Linked DNA regions of Homo sapiens: region 2 is linked to region 1. A link is a contact called in ENCODE Hi-C or POLR2A ChIA-PET data. All regions are on one chromosome and are shown on one strand. Each heading gives the region's core, a stretch centred on a gene start or an enhancer-like site at or near the end of the contact. The rest is flanking DNA. Distances are from core to core; before and after follow the strand shown.

Evidence for each region. A loop is a pair of places that touch in the nucleus more often than their neighbours do. ChIA-PET counts read pairs that join two places held with the same protein, here RNA polymerase II (POLR2A). Pooled maps may share reads with other maps.
Region 2: a loop to region 1 is called in a pooled map, with 5 times the contacts of the local background. The contact joins two enhancer-like sites. A Hi-C loop is called at or near these places in 4 of 50 pooled maps. POLR2A ChIA-PET finds 5 or more read pairs at or near these places in 2 of 52 experiments (activated CD8-positive, alpha-beta memory T cell and naive thymus-derived CD4-positive, alpha-beta T cell).

The regions. Positions count from the first base shown.
Region 1 is chr16:79,269,664-79,275,536 of GRCh38, reverse strand. It overlaps a transcript of MAF not described here. Among named protein-coding and RNA genes, the nearest start is that of MAF, 330 kb to the left of the region's middle. Within about 2 kb of position 3,281, at least 2 of the 41 ENCODE cell types and tissues checked have a DNase peak (open chromatin) inside an H3K27ac peak, as active enhancers do.
Region 2 is chr16:80,653,684-80,659,556 of GRCh38, reverse strand. All of the region lies in intron 2 of CDYL2 (chromodomain Y like 2), which reads left to right. Among named protein-coding and RNA genes, the nearest start is that of LINC01227, 84 kb to the right of the region's middle. RefSeq lists enhancers at 2,471-2,610, 2,761-2,810. Within about 2 kb of position 2,781, at least 6 of the 41 ENCODE cell types and tissues checked have a DNase peak (open chromatin) inside an H3K27ac peak, as active enhancers do.

The DNA.
Region 1 (5,873 bases), core at 2,032-4,531:
GGTCTTTGAGTCTGAGCAAGTGACTTTCCTTGCTCGTGTCTCTGTTTTCTCATCTTTATGAAGTCAGTCCTGTGAAATTACTTCCATTTTAAGAGTTGTGAGTATTCAATGAATAATGAACAACAGGAGTTTAGCAGAGTAACAAACATGCAACTTCTCAATAAATAGTTAACTATTATTCTCTTTTTTTGGAGATGGATTCTTGCTCTGTCGCCCAGGCTGGAGTGCAATGGCAAAATCTCACTGCAACCTCCCTGAGTTCAAGTGATTCTTCTGCCTCAGCCTCCTGAATAGCTAGGATTACAAGCGTGCACCACCACACCCAGCTAATTTGGGTATTTTTAGTAGAGACAAGATTTCACCATGTTGGCCAAGCTGGTCTCAGACTCCTGATCTCAAGTGATCCACCTGCCTCAGCCTCCCAAAGTGCTGGGATTACAGGCCTGAGCCACCACACCCGGCCTCTATTACTCTTTTTAGATGTAGAGAGGAAGGCTTTTATTTTGTCCATTCTGTATATCAGAAACTCAACATATGCATATCTCAGTTAAGGTCACTACCATGCAATAGTCTTTATGTTATAGCTCAGAGAGTTTAGGCAACATACACAAAATCACACAGCTACTCATCCCTGAACTTGAATTGAATCCTAACTGGATGCCAAAGTCCTTATCCTTTCCTCTATACCATGTTGGACTGTCTAGAATATGTTCAATCAAAATGAAGCCCCTCACCATAGAATGATGACTCACAGCCTTGACCCCTTGCACTGAGTCTTACAAGGGGATAGTCCTCCTGACTGCCCTGACTTGGCAGAGGGTAGGACTGCTGATGGTACAAAGACCATTCTTTGCAGCTTAAGCTCAACCCCCTGAACCCCATCTCCCTGGGCTCCAGAATCAGTCCACAAAAGCCTGGACTATGGAGTGCACTAACTGCCGGGCTATACAGTAGGGTCCTTTCTTCTGTTCTCAGTGACTAGACTTTGTACTTAGAGGTGGACTGAGGACCCGAAAGTCCATGTGCTGTCAGTGCTCCCTGGACACCAGAGTCTCCAGGGTGCAGCTCCTAGTGCATTTGCATTGGGGTCCCCTTGGGGAGCTTGTTAAAATGCAAATGGCTGGGCCTCTCCTGGAATTGCGCAACCTGAATCTCAGCTGGTAAACCAGACATCTGCATTTTTGACTAGTGTCTGAGTGAGCACGGGTTTATGGATCTTTGTGAGCCATAAAGCCACAGCTTTATTGTTTGTTCTTTTTTCTGAAAATTAAAAAAAAAAAAAGGCTGGGCAAAGTGGCTCATGCCTATAATCCTGGCACTTTGGGAGGTCAAGGCAGGTGGATCACCTGAGGTCAGGGGTTTGAGACCAGCCTGGCCAATATGGCAAAATCCCATCTTTACTAAAAATACAAAAATTAACCAGTCATGGTGGCGCATACCTGTAATCCAAGCTACTCGGGAGGCTGAGGCAGGAGAATTGCTTGAACCTGGGAGGTGGAAGTTGCAGTGAGCCGAGATCGTGCCCTTGCACTCTAACCTGGGTGACAGAGCAAGACTGTCTCAAAAAAAAAAAAAAAAAAAAAAAAAGGCAGACACGAAGTACCTAGAACCCAGCTGATTCTGCAGACCTCCAGCTATGGCAGACAGAATACTAGTCCCTCAAAGATATCCATGTCCCAATCCCTAGAACCTGTGAATATGCTATATTACATGGGAATTGCAAGGGGAAATTAAAGATACAGATGGAATTAAATTTGCTAATCAGCTGACGTTAAAATAAGGACAATACCCTGGACTATCTGGGTGGGCATAATTATTCACAAGAGTTCTTTACAGTGGGAGGGAGGCAGAAGAGGTCAGAGTGAAACAGGATGAGAAGAGCTTCACCTGCCATTGCTGGCTTTGAAGACAGAGGAAGGAGCCAAAAGCCAAGGAATGTTGCAGCCTCTAGAAGCTGGAAAAGGCAAGAAAACAGATTCTCCCCCACAGCCTCCAGAAGGAACACAGCCTGGCAGACACCTTGATTTTAGCCCAGTGAGACCTATTTGTGCATCTGACTTCTAGAACTGAAACATAAATTTATGTTGATTTAAGCCACCAAGTTTGTGGTAATTTGTTACAGCAGCAAATGGACGTTTCACTCATCAGGATAAAAGGGAGCATAGGTTCACATGGCAGCAATGAAAAGTCTAACGTCCACTTTAAATGCCTTTTTCGAGTCATGGAACTTCTCTTTCCCTGCACTGTCTGAGCCCAGAGATTAGATAAATGCTCTGACCACTGCAGAAGCTGGTGGGTTGCATTGTGTCTCAGCCGGGGTTGGGGCCAGAGGAGGTTCCCTAGGGGTTGAAAGCAGGGATCAGGGAGCAGACAGTCGTGGGGGATTCCCTGAAGGTCTGACTAAATGTATCTTAGGGCCCCAGCAAAACAAGGACACCGCAGAGCAAAACAAGAATTCCAACTTTGGTGAATTTTCCCACATTGTATTATCAATAACTTCGGCACAATGTCATTTTAACATACTTCTTACTTCTGTATTTTATAATTTAGAGTTTAGACACATTTTGGATTACATGAAATGCAGAAGAGGAGAGGCAAAATAAACTCTTCTAAGTTTAGGGTCTTGGATCAGGCTTTGGCAAGGGGGTCAATCAAGCAAAAGCCAATTGTTAGGAGTTGGCAAACAGGTGCCAAGACCAAAGGAATCAGGTCAACGTGGAGGACAGCAGGGAAAAATATCGGGTGCTCCTCTCGTTACCGAATTGTGGGTGGTGAGGAGAAGTTGTGTTGAGATGTTTAAAAAAATATGGTTGGGAGGAAAGAATGAATGAATGGACAAATGAATGAATGAATGGCTTTAACTCAGAGTATCGGCTCTTGGTGTGCTTTACGGTCTTCTCTGAAGGTCATAACTCTTCCCAGGTCTGTGCCAAACCTCAGGAAGTTCAGAGATGGGTGGGGCCACGTGGTCACAAATGAAAGTTGTCCTACTTAGGGCATCCGCATGGAGCGGCGCTGTGGTCTAGTTCTGAGCAAGTCGGTGTGCAGAGATGAAAGCTCCCACCTCCCCCTCCACTGATGTCTTTGGCCGTAGAGTCACACGCACAGGGCCTCCAGGGGGCTGGCAGCCCAGGAGCAGGCGACCCGCCCCAGCCTGAGCCTGTTACTCTTGGGCTCGTACTAAAGGGGGCTTAGGTCTCTGCACTTTTCATGTGGTGGCTTTCAAAATCGGAATCCACTTGAAGTGGTTTGGGTTTTTCTCTTCTCCGCCTGGTGTTTGCTGTAGAGAAACACCTTCAAACACAGAGAGCACCGCTCAACGCCTCTGTCTCTGAGCGCGTTCAGAGGAACCAGAGACGCCACATCAAGCTGAACGTTTTCATCAGAGACGCCCTGGTGGGGGCCCCCGCCTGCTGCCCACTAGGCAAAGGTTTTCTTTTACCCCCATTGACATCCCCCCACCCAAGTATTGGCTCACACGTACCTGTCGCTGGGAGAACAAACTACCCTTGTTTGTGTGAACGGACCTATTTGGAGAATTTGGAGGCCACAACAGGCAGAAAAATCCCTCTTGGATCCCATATCCTGTGTGGGCCCCCGTTTTGCTGTTGGAGTCTGCAGGGGAGGCAGAGGGGTCAGGGAGATTCTCACTTCTTCTGCTACTGTTACAGGCAGCACCTTCTTCCTCATCACCTCCCTGGTGGTGCCACCAAGCTCCATATTGTACCTTTTATACCATATTTGAAAGAAAATGCTGACTAAGCAAGGAAGAAACCTGGATAGATGTCTCAAGTCACATCCCTCAGAGACATCACATGCTCCAAATCATGTTTGGAACAACTTAGGTTCCTTAGCAGTAGAGATGGATATTGATAGTTCTTCATCAATATCAACAGTCTTTATTAATATCAACAGACTTGTATCTGAGAGAGAAAATAAGCAATTGAGGGGTTGTGGATATTATTTTAATGCTTGAATTACCCAGAGGCTGTCACAGTCTACTCATGCATACTTACAGAGGACAGAGGGATTTTGGAGAGCAGGTAATTCAACATCTTTATTTTGCAGCTACACGAATTCCATCCTGAAAGTTTTACATGACTTGCCTAAGGTTACCGGGCATTTGTGCAGCTGCACCAAATGGCCTTATTTGTATTATGAGATTTAAGGGTATTTACATACATTGGGAGGCTGGGAAATTTTATTTAGTAGTAACCCAATGGAGGTTATGTGCCTTGTGAGGTGTGTACTCTCCTATCTGTAAATGGGGAAACAGTGAGCTAGGGCCCTAACATGGTTCTCACTTGAAAACTGTGGCCATGGCTGGGTGCGGTGGCTCACGCCTATAATCCCAGCACTTTGGGAGGCCAAGGTAGGTGGATCACCTGAGATCAGGAGTTCAAGACCAGCCTGGCCAACATGGCGAAACCCCGTCTCTACTAAAAATAAAAAATAAAAAAAAATGCCAGAAAGCCAGGCATGGTGGCGGGCGCTTGTAATCCCAGCTACTCGGGAGGCTGAGGCAGGAGAATCACTTGAACCCAGGAGGCGGAGATTGCAGTGAGCCAAGATTGCACCAGTGCACTCTATCCTGGGTGAAAAGAGTGAAACTCTGTCTCATTAAAAAAAAAAAAAACTCTGGCCATGTCTTTGTACTCACAAATTAGAGGGACAGAGTGTGTATGAGTGTCTCTGTCTGTGTCTGTGTATAGGGTTGTGGTCAGTGCATGGTGACCTCCCAAGCCACACTGCTTAGACGCACTCAGTGAATTACACCAGGAAGAGATCGCCTTCCAAGCCTGGACTTCAGCCCACACAAATCAGGGCCAGTGGGAGCTTTCTCCACCCTCCTCCTTCCTACTGTCACCAGTGTATTTACTTCCTGAGAGATGGTTGTGCCAGAAAGTCACTGCATCTAGATTTGGGATTATCACTGGAAACAAGCCAGCCCTACCTAAGCAATGATGGGGCTAAGACTAAATCTTTCCCTTGGTATCCTGCCTATAAATCAGAGGAGCAGAGAGATGATGGATTCCAGCTCCTTGCTTTCAGATGGGGAATCTATGGTTCAAAGACTGGGTTGAGTGCCTCAAGGAGGCAGGATTCCTAGCTTTTCATCTGTTCTCCTTCCTCCACTCCACACATGCTCCTCTGCCCTTGGCCACATCTCCTTGACTGCAAGCCTTGCTACTACTTTGGGTTCTCAAGAAATATATCACACACAGCCACCCACTGTCTCAAGCCAGCAAAGAAAAAGCCCCCTGCAGCCCTCAGGCCAGCACACAATAGAACTCATACACTAGGATGCTTTTTTAAAGGGGTACCTTCTGTGGGAGCTAGATGCAGAAGGGATCTGCTTTTCAGGGGCTTCCTTTGTCTCTTCTGTCCCAAAGCTGCCTATTCCCTGATCTTCTAGGCCCTTCACCTCCTTCCACCCACCCCGAGAAGAGGTAGCTAGGAGACTTGAATTCCCGTAAGCATGCAGGATGAAAAAAACAGGATTGCAAAAAAACCCATAAGCCCTTCAGAGCTGTGATCTTTCTGGAATGAAACCAATGCATTCATTTCTTGAGAGATGAATGGACCAGGTTCGTCTCCATAGCTTGCTTCTAGGTTTGGGATTTTATGGAAATATGCAAGACCTTGCTTGGGTGACGATGGAGCTAAGGCCAAACCTCTCCCTTAGAGGCTTGCCTATAAAATAGAAAGTAGGTCCGTGGAGGTTGGAGTTCATTACATTCCTTTGCTTCCTTTTCTGGTGTTGCTACCCCTCACCCCTCACTCAGGGCGATTTGCATGAAAGGAAGTCTGAGAGGCAGGGACAGCCCCCGACCTTGAAGTCACAGGCCACAGAGAAGGAAGATGAGCCAAAA
Region 2 (5,873 bases), core at 1,532-4,031, 1.4 Mb before region 1:
TCTGAGTGTAGACTATACATTATGCCTCCTTACCCCTTAATATCTAGTGTGGATATTTTATAAAAGGATATTCTTTTAAGTAAACACAATGTAGTTAAGAAATTCAAGAAATTTTGCGTTGATGCAATACTTTTATTTTAGCCCACATTCAGTTTTTTTGCTATTACCGCAATAATGTCTTTTAGATATTTATTTCTTCCAATATAGAATACAGTCTAGAATTCCATGATGCCTTTAGTTGCCATGTCTGTGTAGTCTCCTTTAATCTGGAACAGTTCTTCAGTCTGCCATTGTTTTTAATGACGCTGACATTTTTGAAGAATACAAGCTAGTTATTTTACTGAGTTTATCTAATGTTTCTTCAAGGTTAGATTTAGCTTATGCACTGAACTAGCTGATATGATGCTCTTCCTTCTTATCCATCTCATCTGTCTGTTCATCCATCCATCCGTCTGTCCATCCATCCATCCATCCATCCATCCATCCATCCATCCATCCATCCATCACCTCTATCGTGAGTACAAATTCAAGGATTCTTACTTTATGTGACAGTTTATAATCTATTACTGCCATTATTTATTTTACTATTGAAAACATCCAAGATTTGGCCAGTGGGAGCCCCTTCAAGCTGCCTTATATGCCCTTTTGCAATGCCTGGCTATTCTTTTGATCACTTCCTATTTTTAGGTACAATAAGATTTTCTAGCCCAAAGTATACCTTACCTGCCCAAGCCCTGGAAGCAGCCATTTCTCTAGGAGCCCTTGTTTATTTTAGTGGGATTGTTATTTAGAAACCAACATGTGGGATCTACATAGCTCATTGCTATTTGGGTTTCATTTCTTCTAAGCCTTTTCAGCTGACAGAGCTAGGAAATATGTATAATTTTTAAAATCATGAATTCTTACCAATACCTATGATCCATTTTAACCTCACTGGATTCTTCCTTGCCTCTCTGCATCCCATATTTGTATGTCTTCTTCCACAGAGAGAATCCTATTTCTCCACAATATCATATATTTACTCATTTTCTCAATCCTGAACTACTCATAAAATAATCTTAGAATTGCTCCATTCTTACCACAGTGAAAAGCAAACCCACTAAGAAGAGTTCAAGATTTATCTGTTGTATATTCATAATATTATATCCAAAAGTTATTTGTATTTGTTCTTCCCCTCTCCCCTTTTGATGTGGTTATGTTATTCCTTTGAAAGACGATTAGGTTTATTTCTTTCTCTTTTCATTTAGTTTATTTCCACCCCCCATCTTTATTGCTTTTATTTTATATCTTAACATGTTTTAACATACTTCCAAAAATTAAAACAAAAAGATATCCTCAAAGAAGGGTCACCTCTTCCCCATCCCTTTTACTCAATTTTCCCTGCCAACCACTTGTGATAATCAATTTCATTGTTTTCTGGTTTATTCTTCTTGTGATTTTTTTTTTTTTGGAAAAAAAAGCAAATTTATGTTATTTTCCCATCTTTTTTTTTTACATTTAAAGGTAAAGTACTTTTCCACCTTTCTTCTCTTTATTGGAATGTATACTGTGTAAACCACTCCATATTCATAGAGATAGCTCTTTCTTTTTTAGAGCGACATAGTATTCTATTGTGTGGGTGCATCGTAGTTTATTTCACCAGTCTATGCTTGCACATTTAGGTAGTTTCCAGTATTTTGCAGTTATAGATAAAGCTACAATAATTTTATGCATATATATATTTGTACCATTGGAAGTACAGTTTTCCTGTTAAATTTCTAGAAGTGGGATTGCTGGGTTTCGTGAGAGTAAGTGCATAAACAGTGTTGTCAGATACTGCCAAATTTCTTCCCATCACACTTGTACCTTTCTGTATCTCCCCCACAATGAAGATAATGCCTGACTCCCCACATTCTCTGTTGCAGAGTATATTGTCAAGGTCTTGAATTTTTGCCAAGCATAAGATGCATGAGAAATGGTATTTCAGTGTAGTTTTAATTTTCTTTGTTATGAGTTTTAATGTGCACTATTCTTTTGGGTGGATTTGGAGCCATTTCTTCTATTTAAGGGCCATTTTTGTGTAATGCTGTGGATTGTTTGTTCTGTCTTTTGTTCATTTTTTCCTGAAGGAATTTTTGGTCTTCTTATCTTCAGTGTTTAAAAGTTCTTTACAATTGGGGATATTAGCCTTTTATCTGTGATACACAACTGTTTTTCCCAGTTTGTCATTTGCTGTTTAATTAGTTCTTTATGCTATTCACTGTCCTTGTTTCCTTTCTGTCTGCTTTTGTTTGAACATTTCTTGTTTATTTTAAATGAATGTTTTTCTTGCATCTGAGCATTTGAAATGTTCCTATTTTAAAGTCCTTGTCAAATTGTTTCATGATGTTAATTTAATTTTATTTGGAGTAATTCATGTTTTGAGTATTGATTTTGCTGGCTTGTTTTCTAAGCGTGAGCTGTCTACAAGTTTTGGTATTTTGGTGTGCAGGCTCATTTCAAGAGCAAAGTTTCTGTTTTGTTTTCGTTTCTCGTTCCTTCTCTCTCTCTCTGATAGTTTTGTGTTCGCCTCTACCTGGTCCTGAGATCCTAATAAAGCCTTAGCCGTGGATATCACATCCCTTGGTTACTGTTTTACTGCCTTCAGGGTGGACAGCTCACTTCATCCCCTGGCTTCCAGCTCTAAGCCTGGGCTCCCCCTCCCATCTTGCAGGGAAGACTTAGTCCTTGTTGCCTTTGAAGAACCCACATCTTCCCTCCCCTCTCCCACCCCACTGACTGCTTTGTGTCAGTGTTGTGCCTCTCATACGCAGAGATGATTATCTCGTTTGTGAGCCCGGCTTCATCTTATTGACTCTCTCCTTTTGTATTTTATCTGTCGCTTCTGTATGTTTGGAACAGGGGCACGGTGTCAGCACGTGAGTTTATGGAGCCTTCTTAATGGGAAATACTCCTTTGTACGCTAAAGGAGGGAATGTTGGAAGTCTTGAGGGGAACAGAAGGAAGGAAACTAGCATGATGGGGGCTTTCCTATTTTCCAGATATGTAGCATGCACCATTTCCTTTACTTCTCAGCTGCCCTCCCATTTCACACGCAGGACAGTGGGGGCACAGAACAGGCGAGCAAGTTGTCCAGCCCTGCAGCCCATGAGGGGGATGTGGGATCTGAATGCAGGCAGTGCCCCCGACTGGACGTCACCCTGGCTTTTGGGCTCAGCAGAGCAGTTAGTCCCCTCTGTGCCTGGAATGCCTAATCTTTGGCCTAGGCCTGGGTGTGGGGTTGGGAGTAGGAGAGGCATGATTAGGGACACTCACCAATTAGTTCCTCCTTTTTGAATGCCTTGGTGTCCTCCAGCTGACATTGGAGAAGTGCCTGGAGTGTGCTGGGCACTTTATTGACCCCAGGTCAGTTCTTTAATTGATTGAGTTCAAAACAGCCCGAAGAGTAGGTACTTTTAGCCCCTACCTTTTAAAATACTAAGTAAGATTGAATCTCATTTCTCATATTTTGTGGGAACAAGGAGACCAATGCTCAAGAGCTCGTGTGGCTTCCTTGCTTCTCCCATTAGCAAATGTAGGGCTGGGATTATTTCCATGTCCTCTGACTGCAGAGCCCTAAGCTTCCACAGTTCCAACATGTTCTGTTTCTCACAGCGTCTTCCCTGCCAGCTTGTTGCTGTCACTCGGGAAGCATGATGCTCCTGAAGGAGAGGGACCTCGAGGACTGCTCGGTGAGAGGGCAGAGTCTGAGGGGCTCTGGAGGCACCATTCCCCTGCGTCTCCTGGAGAGAAGGCCCGTTTCAGCCACCCGCATCCAGAATTGCACACATTTTGAATCCAGTACTCAAGGAGGCTCTGATCCCTGCTTGGCTCAGAGGTGTTGCATCTTTCTAAGTTTATCGGAGAGGCGAGCCCAGTGTCCTGGCAGAGGGTAGGAGGGTCTCTTTGCCTCTGCTAGTTTCATGGCTTATTTGGTAAGATGGCCTCAGGGCCCTCGTCTCTTCGGGTGCTTCTCCACCCTGTTGCGCTAATGGAAAGACCATGAGATTTGGGTTCACGAACACCTCCCCTCCCTGCATCACTCTTTATCACATCACCCTATTGTTTTCCAATCTGTAATTTTTTTAGGTATTAGTTACTTGTTAGCTTTTCATCTCCCCAACCCAAAGCAAGCTCCATGAGGGCACAGGCCCTATTTCTCTACTTTCTTTTGGATCCCCATCACCTGGTAGATACCTAGCCCATAGGAGGTGGCAAGTAACTAGATTTTGAATGAATGAATGAATAAAATGAGGAGATGGCTGGCTCCAATCCTGGCTCTTCCATTTACAATCTCTGTGACTTCCAGCAAGGTACTCACTTTTCCTTATCTGTAAAATGGACTAACTAGAATGGCAAATGTATAAGACTGTTCAATAATTGACACCCAGCCTTAGAGCTGCTCAGAAAAGGCCTGGCCTGGCCCCAGCAGGGATGGATGTCCCCAGGCTCTGGGCATCTGGTGACACCCTGCGCCCACCAAAAGCAGCTCCCATGAGGTGAAGCCTCCACGAACGGGACCGTGCCCTGGATCTGCCTGGGCCGCTGCAGAAACCACAGCCAGCTCTGTCTGATTAGGAAGGCCTTCTGAGTTGCTGAGGGTTTGAGATTAACCCTGAAGGAACAACTCCCTCTACACAAGCCTTGTAATTAGACACTCGTGTTTACTCTCCGAAGTTCACTGAATCATTTTACCTGGTGTCAGGAGCTGCATCTTGATGTTTGACAAAGCCTGATTGCTTTTGGTAAGGGAACAATACAAAACTGGGGCTTCACAGAAGCTGTGGGTGGCACAGGCCCATCTCCATGCCGGGCAGCTCTGATGTCTGAAGCGTTGCCTTGCATGTAGCAGGGTTTGGTGGAGCGTTTTCTGGTCCCTGCCTTAGGCCTGGTCCTTGAGATTCCAAGATTCCCAATGCCATTTATGAGCCTGAGCCCACCCGGAGGTGGACCCAGGGCCCTGTATGCAGAGGGGCAATTCCTGTAGGCTTCTAGGTGCCACGGGTGTTATGCAGCGCTGGGCTCTGAGTGTGCCAGTGGCCTTGCCTTCAGACATTATGTTATTAGAGAGACAGCAAATATTACCAGAATGGTGTTGTGCTAAGCTGGGCATGATGATTATAAAGCAAATAAGAGCCACCATTTATTCCTGGTTTACTGTGTGCTGCTTCTTTAAATGTTATCTTACTTGATCCTCATATCCTGCTCACCAAGGATCAGAACACGGAGCCTGTCCAGGCTGTGTACACACAGTAATCTTCCTTAGGAGGGGCATGGGACAGGTTGGCTTCCCGGGCTGGGCTTCTGGTTGGGTTCCGGAGTCTCAGTCTCTGTAGTGACTTTTTCCCAACCCAGCCCGGCAGAGCGCTGAGCACATGGTCAGTGCCTGTCTGCGTCTCCTTGCACCCTTCTTCCCCAAATCACCACGGCTGAGCAGAGTCATCGTGAGATGTGGCTCCATCCTGCACGGGGCAGTCACTCACTTCATTGGCAGAAATGGTGACAGTCCAGGAGATTTTCCAACTTCCGTTGGCATGCAAGCATGGGGCAGCCCCATGCATGAGGAAGATGGCTCACACTCGACACCACAGTGACTCCTGGGGTTTGAGGAATTCTTGGGTTGTCTGGATCCTGGCTCTCAAAGCCTGGACCCTGGAGCAGCCTGATTTTTCACAATCCTCCCATGATCCCTGTGTACACGCAAGTGTAAGAACCATGGGTTGAAGTTCTCAAGCTTGCCTGCATGTCTGAATCACCTGGGAAGCATTGTCATCATTTTTAATGAACTTAATTCCTAAAACATATTCTTTAAAATAATAGCTTAAAGAGTGTAACTAGATTGTTTGTAACTCAAA